2 separate regions of the Homo sapiens genome follow, and region 2 is linked to region 1. A link is a loop called in an ENCODE intact Hi-C map of the cell type or tissue named here. Cell type or tissue: chondrocyte. All regions are shown on one strand. Each heading gives the region's core, and the rest is flanking DNA. Links, peaks and the distances in the headings are about the cores only.

Region 1 (5,000 bases), core at 1-5,000:
CTTAGCAGTTTTTTCACTTTTCTAGGATATTATATTTAGTTAATGGTAGGGCTAGAGCCAAAACTGTCTGGCTCAAGACCTAAGCTCTTAACCAATGTGCTATTTTTCTTTTCCCATACCCACTTGGTCATCATATCCTATTAATTCTACCTCTGCAATATTATTCAAACTCACCCCCTTGTCTGTAGTTCTGCTATTATGATCAGGGTTCAGGATCTCATAAAACATTTCTCTAATCTTCATACTGGGGTTCCTAATACAACTTTTGCCTGTTTCAAATAATCCCTACATTCCTGTCATGTCATTCACACTTAAATGGATATGAAGTTTCTACTTCTCTGCTTAAAGGCCTTCTAGGAAAACTTTCTAGCCTGTCATACAAAGTCTCCATCTGATTCCTACACATAATTTCTGCCTTGACCTTTTGTTCATAACTGAATCTGCATTCGTATCTCCCATGATTCTTTTCTCTTTTCATGTCTGTCTTCTCTTAATATTCAGACTTCCTTGTGAGCAAGAGTCCATATAGCTCCATAGAGCTATGAGTATATAAAATACACTCAATAAATATGCCTTGAGTAAACTGTACTTAGAATCTTTCTTTGTTTCAAGATCCATATTTGAGATCATAAGATCCATATTTTTGAGATTCATAATAAAAGATAACTTCAAGAAAGTAAATGAAGAATTTATTTCTATGGCAAAAAATATTGATATATACTATGCTGTTAATTATATATGAAATATTACATCTGTTGAGATTAGGACCTGGAGTCTGATTCTTCATTTCATGGATTACACCAATATCTTTGCTCTAAAAGATGAGGCCAGGCATGGTGGCTCATGCCTGTAATCCCAGAACTTTGAGAAGCCAAGGTGAAAGGATTGCTTGAGCCCAGGAGTTTGAGACTAGCCTGGGAAACATAGTGTGACCCCCATCTCTACAAAAATAAAAAATTAGCTGGGAGTAGTGGTGCACACCTGTAGTCCCAACTGTTGGGGAGACTGAGCTGAGAGGATCTCTTGAGCCTGGGAGGTCAAGGCTGCAGTGAGTCGTGATCACACGTCTGCACTCCAGCCTGGTTGAAGAGCGAGATTCCGTCAAAGAACAAGAAAGAAGAAAGAAGGAGAAGGAGGAGAAGAGGAGGAGGAGGAGAAGGGGGAGGAGGAGGAGGAAGAAGGAGAAGGAGGAGGGGGAGGAGGAGGAATTGCAGGTAGTTACTATTCCGATTGCTTCACCCCACCTCACCCCCCTCCCCGGCCTACTTGTTTTACTCCTAGATAATATATCTAACAGCAATCCAACTATAAAATATTAATATATGTAACATATAAGCATTTGACTATTACAACTGAAGGAAAATGGTAGCTATCACTGGGGGCGAACAGGATCACCCAAGTGCATTTAATGGACTGTAATAAACCACATTTCCTCACAGCATGATTCAAATGTTCTTCCTCAATTTGCAATTAACTGATATCCACAACTGGTTACTTTGGGAACTTTGTATTCCTGCTTTAGGAAAACAAACAAGGTTTATTTCTTGTGGTTATCATATAAAAATAACTTCTCATATCTAAGATCTTTCAAGCTTCCTCTCACTTGCCAACCTTGCCTCACCTTCCTGGTTTACACTTCTAATAATTTTCATGTGTTCCTCCGGCTAACCCCTGGACTCCTGATCTCCTTGCTGGAGGTGAGAATGATGCCAGGGTTAGCGACTGCTCTGCGGTTCCCCAAAGCTCCTCCTACCCAGACGGCGACAGTTTGGATGCTGAGGTTGGAAAGCAGGACAGGGGACACTCCTGAGTGCAGCTCGGAGCGGGGAAAGCCGAATTCCGGGGGCTGAAGAGGCCGCGCAGGGGACGAGCGCCTGCGATGCGGAGCGTGGACTTCTTGGGCCGTACCCCTGCGGCTCAAGCTGCCCCGGATTCGCTTCTCCGGCCGTGCAGCCCGGCGCGGGCCGCTGTCCACAGTGGGAGGTGCTGAAAGCAGGGAGCGGGTGCGGGGGCGGCGAGGCGGACCGCTGCTCCGAGCGCCCCCCTCCTCGCTCCGCGGCTCCTCCAGCCCTCCCCTCCTCCCGCAGCCATGTTCCACGCGCGGGGAGGGGTGGGGGGAGGGGAGAGGCACGGGGGATCAGGGCGGAGAGAGCCGGCTCTGCCTCGGGGAAGGAGGGGATGAGAGTTGGGAGCAGCGGGAGGAGGCGGCGGCGGCGGCTAGCGAGGAGACAGAGCTGGGTCCTGCAGTAGGACTCCCGGGAGCCACCATTATGGTGAAGAGGAAGAGCTCCGAGGGCCAGGAGCAGGACGGCGGCCGCGGCATCCCCCTGCCCATCCAGACCTTCCTGTGGCGGCAAACCAGGTGAGGGGCGCAGAGGGCGCACCGCGGGCCGCCCTGGGCTGGGGGCGCTCCTGGGGCCGCCCGGGTCGCCGCTGCCGCCGCCGCCGCTGAGGCCGCGCCACAGCCTGCAGCTCCCTCTCTGGGGCTGGAAAACAAGCCCTCTGCACCAGCTTAAAAACACGCATTAAAATATGTATATATATGTATATATTTCAGTGAAGTTTGACGACAAGCAGATTGGCAGTTGTCGCATAAATGTATACATTATTTTAGGGGGTGGGAGGGCAGAGAGCCTGGGAAGAGGGGGCGGGGAGCTAGATAATTATGACTGGTTGTGCTCCTGCGTCCAATTCCCCCTCCATCTCCTGCTGTAATTCTAGCCCAGTGACCTGTTGTTTTTCCAGCTCCTGTTTGGCGAATATCTGCTATGCCCACTTGTTAACCGTTTTGCTCAGATTAATCTCCCCAGTTAAATCTCCTGAGGATTTGTGATAAGGGACCTTCCCCCACAACCCCGGAAAGGCCTGACACCTATTCCAATAAACAGAAAAGGTTTTCTTTATTATTGTTATTTTAGAGATTTATCAGATAAGATATTAGATTCTGGAAATTATGACCCATAAGCCGTGTTCAATTTTCAGTTTTTATTATGACTGTACACGTAAGTAATGCACCACTTCTGACCACTGGCGATTTAAAATCTTAGAAGTCTTCAGATTAAGAGTGGATACCGAAAACCATCGAGATCCACTTCTCTTTCATATATGCAATTACACGTGTAAAAGAAAATGTCATCAGCTGTTCAACACCTGCTCATTAAAAAGCTATAAGGAAGCATGAAATTTGAATTTCATAGCATCCTGTCTTATTCATTGAAAAATACGTCACAAGGATGCTTTAATAATAATTTTACTTATGTTTATTAACAAATATCTCTATTAATTTTTCAGTGCATTTTTGAGGCCCAAACTGGGGAAGCAATATGAAGCTTCTTGTGTGGTATGTGATTTTCACCATTTAATAATTATTTCCCTATTCTGTGTGGTGGTTTGAACCCAAAGACAGATTTTAAATCAAACGGACTATATATATTAATTCACTTGGCAAATATTATTGATCACCCACTCTGTGCCAGGCACAATTCTCTGTGCTGGAATAGAACAATGATAAAAACAAATACAGTGTTTACATCCTAGTAGAAAGGGGACAAGCCACAAACAAATAAGTAAATACATAGTAAGCCAGATGGTGGTAAGCACTATGGAGAAAAATTAAGCAAAAAGAAATACTAGGAAGCACTAGGGAGGGGAGTTTTATAAGAATGGATAGATAAGGCTTATCTACCCATTAATGTGAACCTTGGCCAAAGACACAAGGGGAAGGGAGGGAAGGACAGCTGAGGGAAGAGCAGAGGAAACATGTTAAAGGAAATTAGCACCTACTGGGGAATAAGTGAAAGGGTGGGGCGGGATCGAGTGGTAGAAGAGAAGGCAGAGAGATAACAGGGAACCAGGTGGTGTAGGGTGTTTTTGCCACCTGCAAGTGTGAAGTCGAATCCTTAATCAACAAAACTGAGACTTATAGTGGAAGTTCATATGATGGAGTGCCTGTGAAAGAACTACTTGAACAAAATATATGCATTTCTGCACTTTTATGTCTTGCATATGTTCTCCAATTCTAAAAATGAATAATATAAAATAATTGTGAAAATAATACTGTTAATATTTATACAAAATAAAATGCATTTGTCCTGAGATTCTAAGGGAATCTTATATCCCTACAAATTCTTGTTTCACAAATTGAGAAAATAAGACATGAAATCATGAAGCAAAATTGAAATGGACTTTTCACAGCCTTCATTAATATTTGGAGCTTACCTAAAAGTCTTTACATTGCATATATTATAACCTAAAAATGGAAATCTACCAATTTGGATATTGCCATGCATATTTACAAATAGCTATGTGGATGACCTTGTGGTAAGGAGCTCTGAGATGTGTTAGGGCAAAAAATTCTGATGGAAGCCAACTGGAAAGTTAAACACATACATGCCCACTCACGTAGGAATTTGTTTTGTTGCATCTCCTATCTTTCAATGTTGTCACAAACACATTTTTTAAAATATAACTTTCTTATAAGGACCTTTTAATGGAATTTGTCATTGAATTTAGCTTGTTAGAGTAATTTGACACTTGAAATCTCAGACTTTCTTAACCATGCTGACAATTATACTAGCTTAAAATAATCCTGACTTTCTCTGTTCTTGGCGAAGATATTTTTGGCATTTTTAATGCAGTCACACAATATCAAAAAGTTACGTTAATAGATAGGGATAGATATATATATATCTCAATATAGAAAACAATTTCCCAAGTTTTAAAAAAATTATTAAAAGTTGTATTAGTGACACTTAATGAGAAAATGACATTACCCGGAATACTCTGAGATTATGAAATGCATAACTCATCCTCTACAATATATTCATTAGAGTGTATAAATTCTTTATAATCTTTTAGTGTCTAATATATGCATCCTTTACTTAATGAATACTTAGATATCTGAGGGCTGATGATTTTATAATATTTGTATTTATATCACCAACATATCTAAAGGCCTTTATCTAGTTTCTTAAAGCAAAATACTACATCTCTCATTATGC
Region 2 (6,490 bases), core at 874-5,873, 430 kb after region 1:
TTCTATTTAGACCATTCTCAATTGTTGCTGACTGTCCTTGCTTCAATCAAGCTTTATTTCATTCCTGACTCTAGGCTCTCACACTCTGAACTTGGAGTGTATATCTGTTCTCTTTGGCACTGACTCTTGAGCCTCCCTCAGGAAATTGGCTTGAACTTGAAATACTGGGTTCCCACTTTGGGTAGCTCCAAAAGTATACTCCATTCTAGTTGATTTCTTAGGTCCAAGGCCCAGATATGGTCAGCTGGCCTATCTTCTTTGTGAAAATTCAGATAGAAACAGTTCTGATCATTCTGCTGTGAAATGAGTAAGAACTTCACTGTGGCTAATAGCATATACATGGAAAGTTACAGGCAAAGGTGGTGCAGTGAAACTCAAACTAGAAATTAAACACATCCCACCTAGGTACTACCAAGTCCAAAGCCACAGCTGTGTTCTCAAAGGAGGGTGGTGGGACACATTCTCAGAAGATACATGGTCTGCTTTTAATGCTGGCTACAGCAATTCTCAAGTTATAAAACTGATTCTTTCACTGTCATTGTTGGTTGGGACAGTTTTGATACTTACCATTTCTGGAAAAGAGTAGAATGGGAGTGTAAAAAGACCCAGGACCAAGCAAGACCAGGGTGTATCAGGTGGAGTAAAGCTCTGAGGGGCAGATTCCTTACAGGTATATCAACATAACTACTGTGCTGATGAAAACTCCAACTGACTGTCTTTCCCCTGGTTTTATTTCACCCTGTTCTAGAAACAGAGAATGTAACTGGCATCGAATGATTCCAAAACTAAGCAATGAGAAGGTTGGCACCCCACTCCTTCCATCTCTGTATTCTGGCCTCTAGTTCTGAACATGCTGGGTCACATCAAAACTTTCTTCCCCGCTTATTGTTTCCCTTAATTTTTTCTATCTCCATTTCTATTCATCATATATTTAATTAGGTCAAATATCTACCCTTTAATCAGCACAAAGTTTCCCACTCCCAACCCACACATTGAAGTTTACTCTTAGACAATATAAAGATGGAACAAAAAAAGAAAAAAATAGGCAAATAATCTATATATCGAAAACAGATGAGTATTCCATGAAAATCCCTGAAGATGGTTTCTAAGCCTACTCCTAGTTTAGTTCAATGACACTATGTATGACACTTTATTTGGAAAATAAGGGTGGATCCAACAAGTCTCAAGATATTTTTTTGCCTACATGATGCCACATTTGGGAATTTATGCACTGTCTTTACAATATGAAAGAGTAAAGATATCTAAGCCTGATTCTCTCATACAAGAGTCATTCCTTTGTAAATGCTGGAAACTTCTAGAAGCTGAAGTAAAACTTCAAACCAGAATGGAATGATTTAGAATTCTTGCATCAGTGCATTCAGTGAAGTCCAGAGGTCTGAGAGAATAATGTCTCCAAGAGTACATAATTTACTCTCTGAGGATAAAAAGATTAAATATTTACATATTCTTGCCATTGGGTTGAGCGTTACTAAACAGATTTGGTCTTTGCTTTTCACTGCAGACACTGCATTATGCTTTCTGAAATCATCCTCTAATCAAAGGCAACTAAAAATTAGACCACACATTACTAGTCAAGTGCTCTTAGTGAATGATCGACAAGGTCATAGCAGTATTTTTAAGTCATTTATATTTGTTAATAAATAATACTGCAGCTAGCATTAAAAATTATTCTGAAGTTACTAAGTGGGCTGGATGGAGTCTTTTTCAGAGTTCTGAATGACAGAATTCTTAGAATTATGGAAATGGAGAACACCTTGGAGAGGTTATCTAGCCCAGTATTCATTTAAACAACAGCATCAGTTGCTCTCACATATTATGGTTAAAATATAAAATGAAACACACTAGGTTTGCTATTTGATAGTTAATTAGTCCCATGCTCAAGGTCTTAAAAACTGGATATTCCCATTTTAGACACATGTCAAGAAGAAGTATTATTTTTTTCCTCTCTATTCCTCTCCCTAATTCTTTATGCCCTTAGAATTAAGAACACATACCACACAGGAAATGACTAACCAAGAGCTCTCATTAGATTAGAAAAAACATTCCATTTTCACTTCGTTGCCCACTGAGTGAAGGAAATAGGAAAAGAAAAAAGGCCCATCTGCTTTGCACTTCTGGGCAGTAATAACAGTATATAGGTAAAGAGTGTAGGTTCTGGAATTAGAATATATGTGTAATTTGGGGCAAGTTACTTAACCTCTCTATACCTTAATTTCCTTAACTGTAAAATAAAAATAATTAAAATACTTATATAGATTTGTGAAGAAAAAGAATGAGACCATTCACTTAGCAGTGTCTGGCAGATAGGGAGCAGTCAAGCAATAATATCCATTATTATTTAACATCTGGATTTTACTGTTTTATTGTCTATTCCGCAAAAAACCATAAGATCGACATAAACTATGGAGAGCATAGATTTTAAAAATCCTAATAATTATTGCTACATCCATACGTAGGTTTCTATTCTAAAAAGAAAATAAATTTTGTGACATGCATTTCAACTGGTCAGAAAGCCCCAAAATGTCCAAAATTCAAGGATAACAAAGAGAATGGAAACTGAATAGTTATATAGTTATAAAATGACATGTGGCCAAGTATATTGTAACATTTAAAGCTCTTCTATTTCAATTGAATAACTAGATCCATAGTGTACCCAGCTCTTGAATACAAGGTATAGGTATGTACAGTATCGGTTATTCATCATCTCTGAATATACTCCTAGCTTGAAATATGAAAATATTATTCAAATATATTTATTTAGATAAAATAGGAAGATCAGAAGACATATCTCAGAAATCTCAGAACATATAAACTTACTTGGAAAACAATACTACTAGCTATCAATAATGTGACCTGTGGAAGTAGAATGCTACTGCCACCTACTGAAAGTTTAGGGAACTAACTTTGAAAGAAGGCAACAATAAAATGATACTTCTTTAAAAAGGAATGATTAAAGTTATTTATTTTTTGCTATTAAAATACAATAAATATATATTTTAAAAGAATATTTTTCCCCTATGAGAAAACAATATGGACCACTTTCCTATTTCCTTCATGGTTAAATGTCAAATTACATGCCTTCTGAGCCATTCAGGCAATCTGGGTAATAATATAGTCATCCTTGTTGTAATCTAGTATTAAGTTCATAAACACAGGAAATGTAGATTTCCAAAGGAATGGAAACATGTCTTTTGGTTCAACTGTTATACCTTTAGCCAAAATAAGGCTAAAGGTATATTTTTGTTTTTGTATTCATTTTTGTGGGGAGCAGGGAGACAGGGTCTTGCTATGTCACTCAGGCTAGAGTACAATAGTGAGATCTCAGCTCACTGCAACATCTGCCTCCAGGGCTCAAGCGATCCTCCCACCTTAGCCTCTTGAGTAGCTGAGACTACAGACACACACCACCACACCTGGCTAATTTTTGTATTTTTTGTAGAGATGAGGTTTTGCCACGTTGTCCAGGTTGGTCTCAAAGTCCTGGGCTCAAGCAATCTGCCTGCCTAGGCCTCCCAACGTGCTGGGATTACAGGTGTGAGCCACTATGCCTGGCCTTGGTATAAGTGTTTTAGTAAACATTTTTGATGTTTAAGTGGTGGTGGTTGGATTTCAGAAGCAAATGATACTCATTCCACTTTGGGTACAGTTGAGAAAATCAGAGTGATATCAAGTGGTAACACTTCCTTCATATTGCCAGGAGCGTAGTATGTGTTTCTAGAGTTACACCCATCAAATTACAGTTGAACACATTACCCTTAGGAGGCAATCAATATATATTTGTTCAGTGAACCAAAAAGGAAAAAATCATATATGTCAGTTTTTCTCAATGGGAAATTATTGATATTTTGAGTGACACAATTAGTTGTAATCCAAATGTGAATTACAGGACATTTAACAACACTGTCCTCCAGGGCACTATACAAGTTATACCTCCAGTCAACTGTGCACACCCACCTCCACCTCATTCCTGACATTTCTAAACACCTGAGTGAAAGGGCATTCACTGAGAACCTCTGATACGTGTAAATCAGTGATCCATAAATGAAAGGGAATATAAAGTATAACATCCTTGCTCTTAAGGAAATCAGAATTTAATCAAGTCAAGTCATACTGTTTTGTTAAATGTTTTCTTGATTGAGTGTACCTCATTTTTAGAGATTCAGAACAACTGTTTTAGGTTTGTTATGTCAATAAGAAAAGTTAGGATGTAAAGACTTTTTTTCAGGATGGAAAAAGTTAATTTGATGACAATACCGGTAGCAAACAGTTCCCAAAACGACAAAGAGAGGGTCTAGATCAAGAGCAAGAGGAAGTAGATGGTAAAAAGGTCTCCCATATTGAAACAAAATGGAGCAAGGCATTATGTAAGGAATAAAATAAGGATAACAGCTAATTTTAATGTGGGCTTACTTTGCCAGGCAATATTCCAAGCGCTTTATGTATATTACCCCATCTAATTGATAGAGACAGGAGACAGCCGAGGGTCTCTGGTGAAACCCTGCCTTCAAGCCTAAACAGCCTAAAGGCTGAAAAACCCGACTGCTGGTCCCAGATGAAGCCTGCCCTTTCCCAACTGATCCTTTCTGAATAATGCCCACCTGTGCACTGGGAGGACGGGGTGGAGCCTCGGGAAGTTCACACTGTTTGCAGAGGAGAGGAGCCTAGCCTCTCCTGTTCCTGTGTGATGACCTAGGATTCAATCTGTGAGGCAGGAGAACTGCTCGCAGGACTTTCTTTCACTTTGCTGAGAGTTCCTTTCTCCTTTTCATTTAATAAACCCTGCCCTACTCAATCTACAATGTGTCTGCGTGCCCAAATTATCCTGGTCCTGTGACAAGAACCCAGTTTTTTCTACAACATAATCCTCACAACAACGCTATGAGGCAGTCTCTGATATTCACAAGTAGGAAAATATTTTATAAATATTTACAAACGTTATAAATTTTAAAGATTTATAGTCAAAATTTTACAATTTTGCAAATCAAATACATTTTATATATTTACAAATAGGAAACTATTTTTGAGAGAGAGAACACGACTAGACTACGGAGATTCAAGTAGCTGTGTTAGGACATAAACCACACTTGAACATAATTTCTAGAATGCTGGTTCTGAAAAGCCACCAAGTTGTTTCATTTCTACCTTTCCCTTCACAAAGCCTTTCAGCCAGTCATTCTACTTAAAAATTTTTAAGTCAAATCCCAACTCCAGGTTTTTTGCTGGTGAGATGTTTTGCCAATTTGATGACCACATGAAGGAATTATAAACTATTCCTTCATTTAAAAAGAAACTATAGGGTCTAAAATTTAATTAGCATATTTAGTGACTGCGGCCACTATATACTGAGTTCTTTTGCAAAAACCCTCAAGTTCCTGGGAAAACTCAATCCTAGGTAAACACAATCATCTGTCTTTTCTCTATGTTTGTACCTGGGAAGCTAAACTCTTATCATAAAGCTGATTGATACACAAAAAGCAGAAAGTAGTTTAGTTTCTCATTCTGAAGAAGATATTTCATACCTCCCTCACCCTTCTGCAACACCTCCATGCCTCCTTCACTCACCTGTCTTTCAAGGACTTTCTCTATTGTTATTTATTTATTTATTTGTTTATTTTTGAGATGGAGTCTTGTTCTGTAGCCCAGGCTGGATGGAGTGCAGTGGTGCGATCTTGGCTCACTGCAACCTCTACCTCCTGGGTTCAAGTGATTCTCCTGCCTCAGCCTCCCGAGTAGCTGGGATTAGAGGTGTGCACCACCATGCCTGGCTAATTTTTGTATTTTTAGTAGAGACAGGGTTTCACCATGTTGGCCACGCTAGTCTCGAACTCCTGACCTCAAGTGATCTGCCTGCCTCAACTTCCCAAAGTGCTGAGATTACAGGCGTGAGTCAGTGTGCCTGGCCACGTTATTTAAAGAAATAGAAGTCTTCTATAAAGAACTTTTGTAGTTTTCTACCAACAGAGTGATGTATCTGTCTGAACTCATAGATGTCCTTTGCTCCTTTCTTCCTGTGCAAATGAAGGAATCCCTCTCCTGTTGATGGGAAGGCCTATCTTTCCATGTGTCAGCATCCACAAACTCACCCTTTCTCAAAGACCTTACGCAGTTGATTATTTCCTTCCTATCTACAACCTTTCCCTCTTTATTAAATCCTTTCTTTATATACAGGTATTAAAATATGCACCCGCATTCCCATCCTAAAAATAACGACAAAAAATTAATAACTCCCAAATATCTCCCTTGAATCTCAAATCTCCTTCCCCTCCCCTCTTCGCTTACCACCCTTTCTCTCAACTACCATTCACAGCCAAACTCAGGAAAGAGTTGCCTACCATCAGTATTGTTTTACGTCCTCATTTCTATCTACTCATCGGGTGTGTCACCCTCCACCTCCATTAATGGCTCTTACTAAATAATCTCCATATCATTGTATTCAATGAACACTCTTTGCCCTTCGTCTTATTTTTCC

What was found. A loop is a pair of places that touch in the nucleus more often than their neighbours do. Peaks named below come from ENCODE experiments on the same cell type or tissue, not always from the same donor. Only the 100,000 strongest peaks of a DNase experiment are listed, where the experiment ranks them.
Region 2: a loop joins it to region 1, with 4 times the contacts of the local background. A loop is called at or near these places in 2 of 110 quality-filtered maps.

Annotation. Positions count from the first base shown.
Region 1 is chr2:209,769,803-209,774,802 of GRCh38, forward strand. UNC80 (unc-80 subunit of NALCN channel complex) reads left to right here and starts at 2,030. Exons shown (of 65, transcript NM_001371986.1): 1 at 2,030-2,362; 2 at 3,292-3,340. The coding sequence starts at 2,271. RefSeq lists an enhancer at 3,589-4,090. In chondrocyte, for the core only: no CTCF peak of the experiment used is centred there; a DNase peak (open chromatin) is centred at 1,959.
Region 2 is chr2:210,196,470-210,202,959 of GRCh38, forward strand. The region is part of intron 8 of ACADL (acyl-CoA dehydrogenase long chain); the gene reads right to left. Among named protein-coding and RNA genes, the nearest start is that of ACADL, 26 kb to the right of the region's middle. In chondrocyte, for the core only: CTCF peaks have their summits at 2,901 (motif pointing left) and 3,139; no DNase peak of the experiment used is centred there.